Linked DNA regions of Homo sapiens: region 2 is linked to region 1. A link is an interaction called in ENCODE POLR2A ChIA-PET data of the cell type or tissue named here. Cell type or tissue: MCF 10A. All regions are shown on one strand. Links, peaks and the distances in the headings refer to the core of each region. The heading gives the core; the rest is flanking DNA.

Region 1 (9,683 bases), core at 303-8,302:
GAGGAGGTATTTAGAATCAGTCATCTTTGTGGATTGCAAAGAGGTGTTCTCATTCCACAGTGCCTTTCAGGGAGTAAGAGGACAAGCCGATCCCATTAGCTGTGGAGCAGAGTGGCCCAGAGCAGGGGCTCTGGCATCTGAGTCTCAGCTCTTGATTCACCACTTACCATGTGACTTTGAGCAAATCATTTAACTTTTCTGCCTTAATGTCACCATCTGTATAATGGGGTCACTAATAGGACTGTTACAAATATGAAATGATGTATGAGGGAAAGAGAAGTTGATGATGGTCAGTTTTAGCTAAAATGTTTGAGCATGTTTTTCTTTGTTTTAATAAAGGGGAAGGTTAAAACAAAACTCCTTAAGAGGTGTTTATAGACACCAGATGATTTGTAGAGCTTTTGGTCGTGTAGTTTTAATTCTAGGGTGTTTGCCTTTTGTTATTTCTTTTAGGTGTTTTAAGGAATCAGACCTGCATCTTTTAATGGCATTAATTTCTTTTAACTTGCATATTCTAATAATAATGAACAAGCCATCTATCAGAGCCCAATCTGTTATGCTCCAGAGAATTGTAAGAGATTAAATTACATTTTTAGGGGTCTCTAATCCTGTCTCTGGGTTGACAGAATTGGGAGAGTGAAGAGGAAGCTACCAGGAATAGTTCACCTCTCTAGCAATCTGTTCTCTTTTTTTCATCAGCTGTTTCCAAAAGCCTTCAGCAAGATGCTGTGTGACATTCAGCTGGTACCATTTCCAGTAAGTCTAAAAAAGCTCTAAGCCCAGGCCTTTTGGAATATGTCTCCTTTAGGAAAAATCATCAGTAAAGCTTGAGGATAAGACTTTTGAGTATAAAGTGGGGTTTATGCTGCAAAGTAGAAACTGAATCATTTAGCTTCAATTTTAGTGAAGGGCTGAGAGTTTATATAACAGAACTGCCTAAATGCTCTCTTTTATATCAGGGCTTGTGAATATCAACAGCAGGGAGCAGGGAAGTAGGAAACTTTCTTCAGTGACCTGGATGGAGAGTTTAGTGAGCTTTTTCTACACCAAATGTGTAGCTGTGTCTGCCTGTAGCCGGGGGTGGAGGAATGAAAAGGCTGAGAAACCCCCACCCCCGGCTTGATCACCACACTTTCTCAAGGAAACCTGTACTGCAAAGCTCTCTTCTACCAGGAGGGAAGATGGAGAGAACAAGATAGAAAAAAACATGCCCTTGCTTGAGCCTATGGAGAAATTGGGCAATCAGTTTTCATCTATGAAGCAGTGGGAGCCATGTCCTACGGACAGAATTAAATGTGTCCTCTTGTCCACAGGCCCTCTCCTGTGCATTCAGGTGGTGTGGTCGTGGTGCCCCATAACAATGATAACAGATGGGGTAAGCGGTAACTGAGAATATGCCTCCGTTGCTCAGAGTAGAGGGTGCTCAAGTGTAGGGGGCGTATGTGGGGGACAGTGGAGGTAGAGCGAGCACAGCCTAGCAATTCCCAGTGAGGCTCTGGAGTCAGAATGCCTGGTATGAACCCTGGCCCTGTTGCTTGCTCATGTGAGGTGTGATGTAGGCGGTTTCTTTCACTCTGCTGTGCTCAGTTTCTTCATCTGTAGAATGGGGATATAATAGTAGTTTTTTTTTTTTTAATCTCTCTGTCACCAGGCTGGAGTGCAGTGGCGCTATCTCTGCTCACTGCAACCTCCGCCTCCTGGGTTCAAGCAATTCTTGTGCCTCAGCCTCCCGAGTAGCTGGGATTATAGGCACGCGCCACCACACCCAGCTAATTTTTGTATTTTTAGTAGAGATGGGGTTTCACCATGTTGGCCAGGCTGGTCTTGAATTCCTGACCTCGTGATCAACCCGCCTCCCAAAGTGCTGAGATTATAGGCATGAGCCACCGCACCCGGGTGGGATATAATAGTATTTATGTCCTATTGTCCTTATGAATTAATGCATGTGAAGTAGTTAGGATACTATTTTGACATACTGTGGGTGCTCAATTGTATTACTATTATTTGGGAATTCTTGAAGAACAGTTAATTAAAAAGTAGGTTGAAGTTTATTGTGAAGCATCTCTAATGTGGTTTGATGTGAAGGAATTTGGGCTTATCCTTTGAGCATTAAAAATTTTAAGCAAAGAAATGGTATGAAGGAAGTGTTTTAGAGGTATTGAAACCCTGGCAGAATGGCACAGGTTGGATCCGAGGTAGAAAGAGAAAGGTGGTAGGAAGGCTGACGGGAGAAAAAGTAATCCAGGTATGACCCAGGGTATGTGCTAGGGTGGTGGCCATGGACCATGAGGGAAGGACTGGGTTGCATTAGACCGTTCCTTTTTTTTTTTTTTTAGCAATCTGGAGGATTTTTAAGGTGATAAGTTATCGGTCTGAGGAAGTTATTGGATAGCTAATTTGGAGATAATTCAAAACTAAACCCCATTAGATATACAGCTCATTTTAGTTGCATATCAACTCATTTGATATACAACTCAATTAGTCCTACAGATTGATTTTAACTGCTTTATCTCATGTCTCTCTTTATATACGTTTACGTAAATATATGTGTGCATTTATGTGTGTGTGTGTGGTATATAATACTTTAGGTTTTGATACTTTTAGGTCATTCATACAGCATTGTGACTGCTGAAATTAGGAAATAGGCTGACAGATTACTAATTTCTAGGCAAACTTTATAATTAAAAGAAGAAATAGATATGGCTGTAATTTTTTTTTTTTTTTTTTTTAGTACAGTTCAAAATAAATGGTGCCCTTTGGTCCTGCAGATGGTTTCTTTCTTATCTAGTTTTTTCTCTACATGAAAAGTTTTGCTGACTCCTGTTCTTAATTTTCTATTGTTCTTAATTTAGGTCCTATGTCTGTGCTTGCCTGATTTTTCCTGTGACTATCTTTTACAGATAAAATAGTGGAAGAATCATCATGTATATAAGTTCAAGAAGTTTTCATTAAGCTGCTAATTTCCTAAAGAAATCTGGATCATGGTGCATCCTTTGTTTGTGTGTGGGAGGATATAGTGATACTGAATGAATCATGTCTTGCTCTGTAGCAAGAGGAATATTTGGTAAAGTTGATGTTGTTTGCTTTGGTGAGCAGTGGAGGTGGAGTGGGATCCGACCCCAGTGGCCCTAAAAGCAGCGAGCCCTAGAAACCAGGCCCACCTGGGTTTTCCTGGCTCTCTCTCACTTGTGCCCTCTTGTTTCTCATGAAAATGTGAAGCTGCTGTGATATTTTGGGGTCTCTGATTTGGCACAGGTAGCTTTTCAGTGACTTTGCAACTACTCTTTCTGCATATCTTCAGTTTGAGATGAACATGTTTGTGCAACTCAGCAACTCAGCACCTGATGGGGATTCTGGAGAGTGCACTGTGGGATCTAGGATCACCTTACCCAGTTCCCAATGACCAATTCATGAGGAAGTCGCAATCTCACACCAGAATCTCACTGGAAAACAAAATCAGACTCTCACCTAAAAAGTAGGGACTGAATATGAAGTAAACTTTTTTAAAGCAAATATGTTTTCAAACCGCAAAAACAGATGCTTTCTTTTGGCAGTTTTGCTCATCAAACCTAAGCTGAATGTGAACGGAGACTAATTTTTAACTGTTAATTCACAGCCTAAATGGCAATGAGTCTGAATTCTAATTTCAAAATCTTATTTGAACTCTGTGTTTGGCTGACTGAAGTGAAAAATGTATTGTTGTTTACTGATTCAGAATCATACCCTGCAGCATTTTAAGCCAATTTTGAGCAAGTCATGGCCAAGTGTAAATTTGCGTACTTAACATTTATTTGTTAGTCACACAGCCAGCCCAGTGGATAGGCCTGTTTGAAGTCAGGCTGTGTGCACCTATGCCAGTGCCGGCTCTGCTTTGGGGTGGGATTTTGGGTGTAGGACGAGGTTCAAAGGACCTGGCTGAGGACGGCCACACGGGTTGGACAGGCCGCTTCTGGAGAAGCCCACTCAGGTGTTGTTCCTGGATCACCTTTCTAGGCCAAGTGTAAAAGGAGAGGGAATTTCTTTGTTAAATTCATTCCTGGTTTCAGGGCCCTTTTGTTACCTTCTCTTCCACATGAGCTCCCGTCTCTGTGCTGCAGGAAGTTCAGAGGCACGGTTTATCATGGGTGCTTGGCACCACTCTCTCTCTAACTATGTGGATCCTAACTCCAGTCTCCTGATGGTCAGCTTGACGCGGGTTCACTGGATCAGTGCCTTCCAGTCCTGGGCAGGTGCTCTGTTTCTGTTATTCTAGAACCCCCGACCCAGGGAACACAGAGCTTGCTGGTCTGCCTTCATTTTCTCACCTCCAATTTAAGACCAAGTAATTTTATTTTGCCTTCATTTGGTATTTAGAAGCGTCGGGTGGCTTTTGTCAGGGACAGTTTCATGCCTCTCTGGCTTTTGTCCGTGTTGCCTGGTGCTCTTCTAGCTGGCCCTGCTGACTGGAGTCTGTGATGGACTCCCATTTTCTTGAGCTGAGTCACTTGTTTTCCTCCAGGATGCCGTTCCCTACAGCTCATCCTGCTTGTTTTCACTTACTTTCCTGTTTTCTGCCCTTGCTCTTATATCCAGGCCTGTTAGATCTGAATCTAGTCATTCTGCTTTCTCTTCAGAGGTTTCTCTTGACAGTAAATATAAATACAGTAATTTCTGTGGGCCAGATATGGTTCTCAGTGTTGGGTGAATTTTAATTCAGTCTCCGTAACAATCTTAGGTGGATACTCATCTCCATTTTGCAGAGGGGAAACTGAAGCACAGAGAAAGTCACTGCCCCACAGTCATCAGGGTGCCAAGTGGAGGAGTCAGGGTTGAAGTCAGAAAAGCTGGCTCCTGAGCCTGCACTCTTAAATGCTATTCTATATTCTTTTTAAAACATTTTTTTGACTTATTTTGTATTCTATAAATATTTTTGACTCATTTTTCCATCTAATTTTACACCTTTCTATTCTTTTAAAATTTTTTTAAAATTTAAATTTAAAACCTACAGTCGTCAATAAAACATTATTCTATATTCTTGCTGGCTCGTGGCACCTCAGCTGTCTGGAATCTTCTATGTGGCCTCCTTGATCCCGGGATGAGTTAGCTTTTTCATATGATATTCAGCTACAATTCTATATAGGCAGTTGTGTTTTGAAAAAAGCATTGGACTTAGCATTAGATCCGAGCTCCTGGCTGCAGTGCATGACTGATTGTGTGGCCTTGTCTAAGCTCTGTAACCTCTCTGACCTGCGTTTCCCTGTCTTGTAGTATGAGCTGACTCGTGGGCATTTGAGAAGATTAAATGTGAGTAAGTAGCAAGGTACTTGACACATAAAGGCAATCAGAAAATGGCAGTTATTGTGCTTGTAATTTAAAAAGTTGAAAGCTGTTATAGACTTTCAAGATATGTTGTTTTATGTTTACATTTAGTCAGTTAATTCTGGTTTATAATTGATTAGGCCAAGAAGAGAGGTCTCTTAATCAGCATTCCATTAGAGATTTATTTATTTATATTTGCTTATTTTTTTGTCATTTAAGAGTTAAAGGAATAGAGAGAATTGTGCCATTTAAATGAAATCTTTTTAGCATTAGTTACGTGTTAGGATGTCTGTTTATCCTTCATGATTTTTTTGTTTTATTGCTAAAAAACATGGACTCATTTAATTGTCTAGCTAGTAAAAGGCCTTTATAAAATTTTTCTCTAAGAGCACAATAACATAGTATTTGCTTTTATTTAAGTGCAGTCTTTGTAACTGACTTTACATTTTGTTAGATGGTACTGAATCAACCACAGTTACTGCTTTAGTTAATAGCACTGAAAAATCACTTGATTTGTGAATCTATTTCTAGTGTTTTGTATGCTGAACTCTCCACCTCCCCAGTCTCCTAAAGTAAAATGACTAGTTGTCCTTTGGTGGTGTTTAGTCTGTGTGATGTTTGCCTTTAATTCATTTCCACTTTTTTTTATAGAGTCTTTTTTCATTTATTTAAAAATTTTCGGCCAGGTGTGGTAGCTCACACCTGTAATGTCAACACTTCAGGAGGCCGAGGCAGTTGGATTGCTTGAGCCTAGGTGTTCGAGACCAGGCTGGGCAATGTGGCAAAACCCCGTCTCTACAAAACATGCAAAAATCAGCTGGGCATGGTGACGCGCACCTGTATTCTCAACTACTTGGGAGGCTGAGGTCCGCGGATTACCTGAGCCCAGGGAGGTTGAGGCTACAGTGAATCATGATTATACCAATGCACTCCAGCCTGAGTGACAGAGGGAGACCCTGTCTCAAAAAAAAAAAAAAATTCTGCTGAAAGAGGCTTTTTTTTTTTGGTGGGGTGGGGAGACGTACATTGAGGGTGTTTGTTGTAAGCAGCAGGTTATTTTGGTACACTGTACATTTTATTAAGGGATTTTTCCTCCTGGGTTTGTTGAATGGTGGCGGATGTCTCAGTTTGGTTTCAGTAACTGAATCCTTCAGAGACCCATGCAAAGAAACCTTTTGTCCAAGAAGAACTTTGACCTGCCTCAGTCCTGGGTTGCTGGCTATGACCAGATTAGGTAAGTGATTAAAAATAGCAGAACTCTTTTGTAGACATAATCCTTTGAAAATTCTCAAATTTGCTTATTCCGAACTCCTATAAGCTTACAATTATCCGAAGGTCACTTACTTTTCACCTAATAGAAATTATAAGAAGATAGGGGTTAGAGAAGAGTTTTTCAGATAGTATCTGAGACGATCACCTCAACATGGAAATGAGGAAACTGAGGCTGGGGTTGGGAGAGGTAATTCCCATACCAGTAACAAGGTGGCAGAACAGAGAGAGGGTGAGAGCCTGGCTCTGTGGCCACACTGCCTGGGGCTCTGGGGACTTGACTAAGTTGTGTGGACTCTCGGAGCCTCGTTTCTCATCTGTCAAGAGGGAGAAGTTAGTAATCATAGCTCCTGCAGAGTAGTTATGAGGATTGAATGAGTCAGTATACCTTAGAGCATTCAGACAGCACCCAGCCTAGCATAAGTTCTCAAATGTTTTTTTCTTTTCTTTTCTTTTCTTTTTGAGACGGAGTTTCACTCTTGTTGCCCAGGCTGGAGTGCAATGGCGTGATCTCGGCTCACCGCAACCTCCACCTCCAGGTTTCAAGCGATTCTCCTGCCTCAACCTCCCAAGTAGCTGGGATTACAGGCATGCGCCACCACACCTGGCTAAGTTTATATTTTTAGTAGAGACGGGGTTTCTCCATGTTGGTCAGGCTGGTCTCGAACTGCCGACCTCAGGTGATCTGACCGCCTCGGCCTCCCAAAGTGCTGGGATTACAGGCGTGAGCCACCGCGCCCAGCCGTTATTTTCTAATAATTGTAGTAAACACCCCCCTGCATTTCTGCATTGCCTTGGGGCTTACAGAGTATTTTCTCACTCATCTCATTTGATGCTCACAGAATCAACACAGGGAGGCATGTCTGATACTATTAAGTGCTTGCCAGGGTCTCCCAGCTCTCACATAGCCTGATCAGAGCCTAGTCTTGCAACTCCTAAGTCTAGCTGAGAACCAAGGCGTGTTCCCAAGTGTGCCTGGCCAGGCGCATAAAGATACAAAATCGATGCTTTAAAACTTGTGTACAGTGTGTTCTTTAGAAAGTCCCTGACGCTGTTGCCAAGAACCTGTTTGTGTTAGGGAAATGCCTAATCCACACTGTCCTCCAGCCACACCAGGTTGGGGAGTCTAAGTGAAGATGTAAGGGGTGGCACTGGTTTTAAAAACAAAAACAGAATCATGGTTTCTGCCTCTGAGAACCTGCTCCCACCCCGGTACAATGGCTGCTTCCAAAGAGGTCCTGCTGCTGTGTGCTGTGTTCCCAGGAGTGGCCATGAAGATTCCACTTGTGCTGTGAGCATGTATAGTCATACCTCCTGCATGCACGGGAGACACACACTGTTCCTCTGCCCCAGAAACTGCCAGGCCGATGTTGGAGCCGCTGCCCTCCAAACAAGACTGGTTTCAGGCTTGCAGTTCCCATTTCCCACAGCACTTTGTGATAATAGTTCATTTGACTTACTCTTTGTTGTTTTCTCCTGTTTTGATCAGGAGCCTTGGATAGGCCTGAAGATTATTGCATTGGTATTGTATTAGATTAAAAAATTGGCTCTCGTAAACTGGTACTTCCTGATTGGAAGGCGGCTGTTTAAATTTATTCATGTGCTTTGACCTAGGAATTTCCACTTTACAGAGTTTATCCCAGGAATACTCATACATGTTTGCAAAGGTAGGGATTCATCATAGCATTGTTTATTATAACTCCGTAATAGAATATTAGTTGAGTTATGGTACATTCATAGAGTGGGATGTTATATATGGCTTAAAATGAATTTTGTAAGTGTGAATATGGAAAGGTATCCAAAAATATATAACAAAGAACAGTATGGTAAGAATGCACCAATGTTTGTTTATAGCATATGTAGTGTGGGAACTCCAAGGGAGAAATGAATGATTTAATCTGGAAAAATGTGTTGTAATAGTTGGGAGCACGAGTGTACCTTGTGGAGGGAATGTAACCTTGCTATGGAGGACTTTCTGCTTTCTAACTTTTACATCTGTGTAAATCTGTATAAATGTTTAGTTAGATGTATTGCTTTTGCAATCAGAAAAACTACAAACTAAACAACAAAAACTTACCCTTGTTAGTGACTCATCCAGTGCCCTTAGTGACCAACTCTGACCCCAATTCTCTTCTAGGAGGGCAGTCTCTCCATCTTTATGCTGCTCAGAGGCTTCAGGAGAGGACTGCAGCTTCCTTTTCACCCTGGGGGAGACTCTGAATCCTGGCCATAGCCAGCAGCACCAAGGAGCCCACTCAGTCTTCTGCCATCTGGGTTCCTGTCCAAATTAAACCCTGGCTCCTCTTCTCCCTTCACTGGTCCAGCACGCGCACACACACACACACACACACACACACACACACACACACACACACACAGATGTGCGTGTGCTCTCATTCACACACAGGCACATGACCCATTCTCACAACCCATTCACAAGCATACATGCCCATTCACACACACACACACACAAACACACAAACACACACACACTGGCATTTAGGTCTTTGCTCTCAAACCTTCTCTGCAAACATGCTGTGTTGTCCAGTTTTCCAGCTGTCAGCAGGTTATTAAGAAGGCCTGATAGTGAAGAAGGAGACAGAAAAACTACAGAAACATAAGCTGAGACCCCAGAAAACACCACAGTTCAAACTCTGTTTAGTGTTGGTGCACATAGTTCACTGCAGGCAGTAGCCACTGCATTGCATCAATACCGTCCATGGGGTTTAGGACAATGACTTTGGGTGGCCATCAAGAAGAAGCAAAATACTGCTTAAAATGCTGTGTTTAGGAAGGCAGGATTGTGTGTAATACGTTTTTAGAATGTTATTAAAATTGCTTTGACAGTGTGATACATTAAATTGTCAGTTATCTGGAAATTCTCTGATGCTGAACCAGTGATGACTTTAAAGCCAATATCTATATTCCTGAGACCCTTTGTCCAAAACATAAAACATTAACTTGAGGCCAGAAGTCTTTCAGAAACCCTTCCCCACTGTTGCAGTATTCTGAATTAGCAAATCTGCATAGGCCAACACTGACTGAAAGGACCTCTTGGTTTTGTTCTGAGGAAGGAGTGAAATTTCCACAGCCTGCATATCACAATAGGCCTTGTG
Region 2 (9,683 bases), core at 721-8,720, 110 kb before region 1:
CGGCTCACTGCAACCTCCGCCTCCCAGGTTCAAGCGATTCTCTGCCTCAGCCTCTTGAGTAGCTGGGACTACAGGCACACGCCACCACGCCTGGCTAATTTTTGTGTTTTTAGTAGAGATGGGGTTTTGCCATGTTGGCCAGGATGGTCTCGATCTCCTGACCTCATGACCCACCTGCCTCGGCCTCCCAGAGTGCTGGGATTACAGGTGTAAGCCACCACGCCCATCCTCATTGCTATTTTTCTATCAAAACAGCAGGTTAATACTTTGACATCTTAATTTTTTTTTTTTTTTTTTGAGACAGAGTCTTGCTCTGTCACCCAGGCTGGAGTGCAGTGGCGCGATCTCGGCTCACTGCAACCTCCGTCTCCTGGGTTCAAGTGATTCTCCTGTCTCAGCCTCCTGAGGAGCTGGCACTGCAGGCATGCACCACCATGCCTGGCTAATTTTTGTATTTTTGGTAGAGACGGGGTTTCTCCATGTTGGCCAGGCTGGTCTCGAACTCCTGACCTCAGGCGATCCACTTGCCTCAGCCTCCCAAAGTGCTGGGATTATAGGCATGAGCCACTGCGCCCGCCCCGACATGTTAATATTTTAAGATGAAGAACAAAACAGCCAACCTAAGAAAAACAACTAGCAGGCACCCAAGGGCATCTCAGGATGAAAAATCTGTGGCTGAACAATTCAATCTACATCATAGCCACTGAGAACAATATTAATTTCTCAATTAGTAGCAAGAGCAGAGAGATCATGAACACATAAGGCTGAGTAGAAAATTGCTAAAACATTTTGAGACATGCTAGCCTAAAAGCTTCTTGTTAGTATGGCATGCTTATTCAGTATAACCAAAACAATATTTATTAGAAATTATAAAGGTAAGGAGGCTGGGCACGGTGGCTCATGCCTGTAATCCCAGCACTTTGAGAAGCCGAGGCAGGAAGATTGCTTGAGGTCAGGAATTCCAGACCAGCTTGGGAAACATAGTGAGACCCTGTCTCTACAAAAATAAAAATAAAAATAATTACCTGGGATGTGTAGTCTCAGCTATTTGGGAGGCTGAGGCAGGAAGATCACTTGAGCCCAGGGATTCCAGGCTGCAGTGAGCCATGACTGCACCACTGCACTCCAGCATGGGTGACAGAGTAAGATCCTGTTTCTTTTTTTTTGAGACTGAGTTTCACTCTTGTTGCCCAGGCTGGAGTGCAATGGCATGACCTCGGCTCACCGCAACCTCCACCTCCTGGGTTCAAGCAATTCTCCTGCCTCAGCCTCCCGAGTAGCTGGGATTACAGGCATGCACCATGACGCCTGGCTAATTTTGTATTTTCAGTAGAGACGGGGTTTCTCCATGTTGATCAGGTTGGTCTTGAACTCTCGACCTCAGGTGATCCTCCCGCCTCAGCCTCCCAGAGTGCTAGGATTACAGGCGAAAGACCATGTTTCTTAAAAAGAAAGAGGAAAGAAGCCCAGGCATGGTGGCTCGTGCCTGTAATCCCAGCACTTTGGGAGGCCGAGGTGGGCAGATCACCTGAGGTCGGGAGTTCGAGACCAGCCTGACCAACATGGAGAAACCCCATCTCTACTAAAAATACAAAATTAGCTGGATGTAGTGGTGCATGCCTGTAATCCCAGCTACTCAGGAGGCTGAGGCAGGAGAATCCCTTGGACCTGGGAGGCGGAGGTTGCGGTGAGCCGAGATCGTACCATTGCACTCCAGCCTGGGCGACAACAGCGAAACTCCGTCTCAAAAAAAAAAAAAAAAAAAAAAAGAGGGAAGGAAGGAAGGAAGGAAAGAAGGAAGGAAGGAAAGAAAGAAAGGTAGATCTATGTCAAATAGAAAAAAACCTAGTCTTTCAAATTTTCCTAATAGATTAAAAGACAAACAAGAGCACAGATTACGATGTGGGGAAAACACTAAGATCCACCACTCTTTATCCACCCATCACAGTCAGCCTGGAATTAGAGCTAATTAGGAAGAAAGGAAAGACCATTCCTGATACCTGCTGGGTGCTAGCCACATGCTCCAGTTTCTCCGTCTCCTGCACCCGTGAATGGGCTTCTGGAAAGCACCAACCCCTCTTCGTCTTTCAGTAGCTTTGCACCTCCTGCACATGGGGGAGCTCAGCATAGGTTTGCTCAGTTCAGGTGACAGGTAGGTTAGAAATGGATTGGGAAAGGTGTTGAAAGTAAGGCTGAGGAGGTTACAATTTATAATCTAATAAGAGCCGTTGTAAGATCTTGAAAAGGCTTTTTTCTCCTTTTATTTTTTTTTTTTTTTTATTTTTTATTTTTTTTTGAGACGGAGTCTCGCTCTGTCGCCCAGGCTGGAGTGCAGTGGCGGGATCTCGGCTCACTGCAAGCTCCGCCTCCCGGGTTCACGCCATTCTCCTGCCTCAGCCTCCCAAGTAGCTGGGACTACAGGCGCCCGCCACTACGCCCGGCTAATTTTTTTGTATTTTTAGTAGAGACGGGGTTTCACCGTTTTAGCCGGGATGGTCTCGATCTCTTGACCTCGTGATCCGCCCGCCTCGGCCTCCCAAAGTGCTGGGATTACAGGCGTGAGCCACCGCTCCCGGCCTTTTTTCTCCTTTTAATTAAAAGTGGTTTGGTTAGCATATTGCAGGTTTTCTCAGCCACAGTACTATTGGCATGTGGAGCTAGATCATTTTTGTTTTGGGGGGCTGTCCTGTGCCTTGTAGGATGTTTAGCAGAATCCCTAGCCTCTACCCACTACATGCCAGTGGCATCCCCTAGTTGCAACAACCAAAAATGTCTCCTGGGGGCATAATTGCCCAGGTTGAGAACCACTAGGGTGTTAGGGGGAGTGCTGAGCCTCAAGGCAGGGGAGATCAGAGGAAGAAGAGCCAAAAAACGTGGGTGGATGGAAGAGACACTAATTCAAGTGTGGTCTAAGAGTAGTGATTCTCATCACTGTTGCCGTGTTGCACAGTATTTAGGAGCCTAATATACAAGTGTCATGTAGTATTGAACTAAAAATCCACAGGAACAATTCATGAGGCATTCCCGTTTGTTTCTTTTGGAAAAATATAAAATCTGACATTGCTTGGAGAAAACCGGAGACAGACTTGTCAGGAAAAGGTTATGGCCACGTGTCCTTTTGCCCGAAGACATTTATCCTTTACGTAACTGGCAATACCAAAAGTAAGCGTGCTTTTTAATGAAAATTGTCATTTTATGGTTACAAAGCTTTCGGTTTATTGTACAAGAGAAAAATTTCCTACAGTTAATGCTCTAATTCCCCCCTGCTAAGGAGTAAATTGTAAAAATACATGCTGTTACTCTTTGAAATGTGGAGTGATGTTCCTTCAAGTCTAGAGGATGCTGCATGAAATCAGCTTCAAGACAGGCTTGAGGTGACAAGAACATGAAATATATATTACATGCAAACACTTTGGTTTTGGAAATCTGCATGTTTATTCCAATGGCATCAGCTGATACTGTGTTCACTGTAACCTAGTAATGTCACAGCAGCATCTGGGGGCATATAATTGTGTCAGAGCTGCTGTTTACCCAGTTAAATGAGACAGAGATTAGGTAAGGTTTGTGCTACTTATCGTTCATTGCCATGGCTTCATCTTCCTAATCCTCCTTATTTTTACCCCTGCAAGAAAGAACAGTTCTAATATCTTCTTGTTTCTGAGTATTGATGATTGGGTTATGTGGATACTTCTGGGTAGATGTCCATTTGGAAAAGATGCTTGCTGAGTGCCCTTTGTACTGACAATGGTGGAAGAAATTTCCTGATTGGGATCTGGCTCTTGATATATGATCCTTAGAGGTAATGTCCCTGTGGATGGTGCTGCCAGTCTGACCCCTTGTAAGACTTCACAGATATGCTTGGGATCATTAGAGTGGGTTTCATTTCTATCACAGAAGGAGTTGATATAAGGTGCAGGAAATCTACTCCTATTTTCCAAAGTTAGTTTCCAGTACAGTAACACATCCTGTGTAATTTTTTACTTAAAATTCATGTTTCATATGCCATTTTTTTTCTTTATGAGAGACAGAGTCTCACTCTGTTGCCCAGCCTGGAGTGCAGTGGTGCAATCTCGGCTCACTGCAGCCTCTGCCTCTCAGGTTTAAGTGATTCTCCTGCCTCAGCCTCCTGAGTAGCTGGGATTACAGGCACACGCCACTACACCTGGTTAATTTTTGGATTTTTAGTAGAGACAGGGTTTCACCATGTTGGCCAGGTTGGTCTTGAACTCCTGACCTCAAGTGATCCACCTGCCTCAGCCTCCCAAAGTGCTGGGATTACAGGCGTGAGCCACCATACCTGGCCAACCATCTTGGATTTGTCATTCAGCACAGCATGGAAGTTGGCGCCAGGCATCTTGCTTCTTTGTACAATATTTCCATTTCCTGAGATCATGCCACTTGAGGGAGGCCTGCCTGGGTTTCCACCAGCTCCTTCCCTGGCTTTCGGTCCATTCCAGCTTCTCCGAACAGAACTCTGTCCCTGCTTGGGGGACCAAGAAGGCACAAGGGCAAACCCACACATGAATGAAGTTTGTGGGTCATTTAGCATGAAGCAAGCATCATGGCAGAAGCTGTTTGGGAAGAGCTGGTCTTTCTGGTACTCCCCGGTCTGTTCACTGTCCTCACCCCTTCTCCCACATGCCCTCTCCCCTTCTCCCACATGCCCTCTCCCCTCCTTCTCCTTTTCTTTCTTTCCTCCTTCATTTTCTACATGACATAACAACCTTCAGGTAGCAAAACATCTGCTAGGAGTCATCCTGGCTTTTGTGTGTAAATCTGGTTTTTAGGACGCTCTTTAAAGAAAGTTTTATCTTAGGGGGCCAGGAGGATGGCAGGAGTGCTGTCAAATAGCCTCAGAGCAATATGTCCAGGAGCCCAGGCATCTGCTAGAAAAGCACGTGTAGCTGCAAAGATAAGGGTTTCTATCAGTCAGGGAATCAGTAAGTTCTCTCCTACTCACCTGAGGGCGTGCAGTCCCGCACCCTAGGAAGCAGTACACGGCAACATACCTTGCTGCTGGGCTGGGCTGCAGTGCTTCAGTGCTGCTGCTCACTAACCTTGTGCCCTCGGGTAACACGCTGGCAACCTGGGCCTCTGCTTCCTGATTCATAACTCAGGGATGACGACAGCAAGCTCCCTCATCAGGCTGTGGTGCGGGTTAAGCGAGTTTATAAATTGAAAATGCTAGCTCATAGTCCACATTCAAGAAATGTCAGCTGTAATAATATCATTATCCTTGTCCTCAAGGAACTTGAAAACTAGTTAGACAGATGGAACATCTGTGAAAGAATTACAAAAAAGAGTCAGCCCAGGTGTGGCGGCTCACGCGCATAAACGCCATGGAGTTTAAAGAAGAATGAAATGTTTCAGCATCTGAGCTATCAGATAATGTTAGCAGAGGACGGAGATTATGTTAGAGCTTGCAAGTTGTTAAGCCAACAAACATTAAGCACCTATTCCTGTGACTCACTCACCCAACTGGGTGTTTGCCATATGACTCTGATTTTGCCAATCACGTTTTGCTAATCCTAAAACGAGGCACAATTCAGATCTTTATGCTAGGTACTGGGCTAAATAACCTTCCATGCATGATGCCATTTTCATCCTTTCAACAACCCCGAAATAAGGTTATATGTATATATATATATACGTGTATATCTACACGTGTATATATGTATATATATACACACACACATATATGTATATATATACATATTGATGTGTATATATGTGTGTGTGTGTGTGTGTGTGTGTGTGTGTGTGTGTGTGTATATATATATATATATATTTTTTTTTTTTTTTCTGAGATGGAGTCTTGCTCTGCTGCCCAGGCTGGAATGCAATGGCGCAATCTTGGCTCACTGCAACCTCCGCCTCCCGGGTTCAAGTGATTCTCCTGCCTCAGCCTCCTGACTAGCTGGGATTACAGGCGACCACCATCACGTCCAGCTAATTTTTGTATTTTAGTAGACACGGGGTTTCACGATGTTGGGCAGGCTGGTCTGGTACTCCTGACCTCAAGTGATCCACCCGCCTCGGCCTCCCAAAGTGCTGGGATTACAGGCATAAGCCACCGTGCCCGGCCGAGGTAGTAATAATTTTATGGATAAAGAAATTGAGGTTTTGGAGCTGTTAGTTTGTCTAAGATCAAAGCACTAACACATGGCAGAGCTTAGAATGGAGCAGGATCACAGATTGCCTGATGGCAGAGCACGCAAAAGAGGAGGAGGTGGGAGGCTGGGCACAGTGGCTCATGCATGCCTGTGATCCCAGCACTTTGGGAGGCCAAAGTGGGAGGATCGCCTGAGCCCAGGAGTTCAAGACCAGCTTGAGCAACACAGTGAGACTCCATCTCAACTAAAAAGTAAAAAACAGCTGGGCATGGTAATGTGCACCTGTAGTCCTGGCTACTTGGGAGGCTGAGGTGGGAGGATCACTTGAGCCTGAGAGTTTGAGGCTGCAGTGAGTTATGATCCTGTCACTGCACTCCAGCCTGCGTGACAGAGTGAGCCCATGGGGAGGAGGGAAGAGGATGTGTGAGGTGTGACAGTCTGGACAGAGAGGGAGCCTGGAAGAGGTGTGGAGGGCAGGGACCCAATGAAGCCAATATTCTAGTGGGAACAGGGCATCTGTGGGGGAGCCTGAGTGACATATATAATGTGAGACTAATGGGCTACCGGCAGATAAGAGCTCATTTCAGCTTGAGAGAAGGCAGCCAGACAAAAGGAAGTAGCAGCCATGCGGATGTGACCTGGTGAGGGCTCAGAGTCGGGGCAAAAAGAACAAAAAGGAAACAGTGAAGTCTAGGGGACCCCTGGAAGGCAATATTGACAGGTGTCTGTGACAGCTTGGATGACGATGGTCAATTAGAGAGGGAGGGTGAGAGTGATCTCAGAGTCCTTGCCTCAGCAGTCCTGAAAATAGTGATCTTCAACCAGGCCAGGAAAACAGGGAAGGTGGGTGGGAAAGGAGGTGTTGTTTTACACACATTAAGCTTAGGGGAATGTGTGGGAATCTTGTAAACATTTGGACAGACAGAGACTGGGGTATATGGGGGAGTCCAAGCCTGGAGACAAAGATTTGAGAATCAGCCATGCAGAGGGAAAGGCTACATCTGCAAGGCAGTGGCTCACGGCTAAAGTAAGGAAAAGTGGCCACAAAGGGAAAAAGAGTGGTTTGGATGGTTACAGGAAAATCAGGAAAACAGAAACAGTGTCTCAAGGAAGAATGGCCCTCCACATGAGATAGGTCAGCAATCACTCAGGTCCTGTGAGGAAGCACACTCGGACTCAGTGGACTGTGAGGGTGGAGGAATTCCCCACCTGCCTCTGGGTGATGGAGAATCTACCTGGGAGGCTTGTGGATGACAGGTGGAGAGGAAGAGCAGTGGGTTTTTTGTTTTTCTTTTTCAGAGACAGAATCTGGGTGTCACCCGGGCTGAAGTGCAGTGGCACCATCAAAGCTCTCTGCAGCCTCGAACTCCTGGGCTCAAGATACTTCTGCCTCACTCTCCCAAGTAGCTGGGACTGCAGGCACACACCACCATACCCAGCTAATTTTTGAATTTTCTGTAGAGATGAGGTCTCACTATGTTGCTTAGGCTGGTCTCGAACTCCTCGGCTCAAGTGATTCTCCTGTCTCAGCCTCCCAAAGTGATGAGATTGCAGGCATGAGCCACTGTGCCCAACCTCCAAGTCTTTGTTAAAAACTAATTTTTTATTGATACATGATAGTTATACATATTTCTGGAGTACATGTGTTATTTACTTATTTATTTATTTATTTAGAGACAGAGTCTCGCTCTGTCGCCCAGGCTGGAGTGCAGTGGTGCAATCTCCACTCACTTGCAAGCTCCACCTCCCAGGTTCACGCCATTCTCCTGCCTCAGCCTTCCGAGTAGCTGGGACTGCAGACGCCCGCCACCATGCCCAGCTAATTTTTTGTATTTTCAGTAGAGGCAGGGTTTCACCATGTTAGCCAGGATGGTCTCGATCTCCTGACCTTCTGATCCGCCCGCCTCAGCCTCCCAAAGTGCTGGGATTACAGGCACGAGCCACTGCACCCAGCTGGGAACCACCATTCTTTTCTCTAACTCCATGAGATCAACTGTTTCAAGTTTCCTACATATTAGAGAGATCATGTGGTATTTGTCTTTCTGTGCCTGGCTTATTTCATTTCACATAATGTCCTCCAGGTCAACTCATGTTGCTGCAAATGACAGGATTTCATCTTTTATGGCTGAATAATAGTCCATCATGTATATGTACCATATTTTCTTTATCCATTCATTTGCTGATAGGCACTGGGGTTGATATTTTGGCTGTTGTGAATTGTGCTCCAATAAACATACAAGTACAGTACCTCTTTGATATGCGTCTTTCTTTTGGATATATACTAGCAGTGGGCTTGCTAGATCAAAGGTAGTTTTGATTTGTAGTTTTTTGAGGAACTTTCATATGGTTTCCATGGCTGTATTAACTCACATTCTCACCAACAGTGTATATCCCCTTTCCCTGTATCCTCACCAAGATTTGTTATTTTTTGTCTTTTTGACAATAGCCATTGTAACTGGGGTGCAATATCTCACTGTAGTTTTGCTTTGCATTTTGCTGATGATGAGTGATGCTGAGCATTTTTCATACAACTGTTGGTCATTTGTGTGTCTTCTCCAAGCTTTTTTGATTGCTTAGCCTTTGTAGTGTGATTACTTTTTGAGCAGTCTTAATATATGTATAGTTTTAAATTATACATACACACTACTATGATTAGCTAACATCTTAAGTTATATTATTCACCAGGGCGAGTTCACTATTAAAAACAGAGGATTGGCCGGGAATCGTGGCTCACGCCTGTAATCCTAGTACTTTGGGAGGCCAAGGTGGGAGGATTGCGTGAGTCCAGGAGTTCAAGACCAGCCTGGGCAACATGGTGAAACCCTGTCTCAACAAAACAAAACAAAACAAAACAAAACAAAACAAAACAAAACAAAACAAGAGGATTGGAAGGCACAGTGACTCATGCCTATCATCCCAACACTTTGGGAGGCTGAGGCAGGAGGATTGCTTGAGGCCAGGAGTTGGAAACCAGGCTGGTCAACATAGCCAGATCCTGTCTCTACAAAAGCAAAATAATTAAAGTTAGCTAGACACGGTGGTGCATTCCTGTAGTCCCAGCTACTTGAGAGGCTGAGGCAGGAGGATCCTTGGAGCCCAGGAGTTCGAGGCTGCAGTGAGCTATGATTGTACCACTGCACTCCAGCCTGGGCCACAGAGCAAGACCCTGTCTCAATTAACAACAACAACAAAAAAATACAGGATATAATTTTATATTTCAAATGTTCTTGATAATTAAAAAATTATTTTTGGTTGAGCACAGTGGCCCATGCCTGTAATCCTAGCACTTTGGGAGGCTGAGGCGGGTGGATCACCTGAGCCCAGGAGTTCAATACCAGTGTGGGCAAAATGGCCAGACCCTGTCTCTCCAAAAAATACAAAAATTAGCCAGGCATAGTGGCATGTGCCTTTAGTCCCAGCTACTTGGGAGGCTGAGGTGGGAGGATCACTTGAGCTCAGGGAGTTTGAGGCTGCAGTGATCCAAGATTGTGCCACTGCACTCCAGTCTGGGCAACAGAGGGAGACCCCGTCCCCCCCACCCCCCCAAAAAAAAGTTTTTGGCTGAGTGTG

The links. ChIA-PET counts read pairs that join two places held together with the same protein. Peaks named below come from ENCODE experiments on the same cell type or tissue, not always from the same donor. Only the 100,000 strongest peaks of a DNase experiment are listed, where the experiment ranks them.
Region 2: POLR2A ChIA-PET joins it to region 1 with 12 read pairs; 4 of 35 experiments call an interaction of 5 or more read pairs at or near these places.

Annotation. Positions count from the first base shown.
Region 1 is chr10:35,417,215-35,426,897 of GRCh38, forward strand. The region is part of intron 1 of CCNY (cyclin Y); the gene reads left to right. Among named protein-coding and RNA genes, the nearest start is that of CCNY, 86 kb to the left of the region's middle. In MCF 10A, for the core only: no CTCF peak of the experiment used is centred there; DNase peaks (open chromatin) are centred at 4,487 and 6,877.
Region 2 is chr10:35,302,032-35,311,714 of GRCh38, forward strand. It overlaps LOC107984220 (a long non-coding RNA gene), which reads right to left and starts at 4,684. Exons shown (of 3, transcript XR_007062113.1): 1 at 4,298-4,684. It also overlaps a transcript of CCNY not described here. RefSeq lists a silencer at 2,786-2,845. In MCF 10A, for the core only: no CTCF peak of the experiment used is centred there; DNase peaks (open chromatin) are centred at 5,080 and 5,480.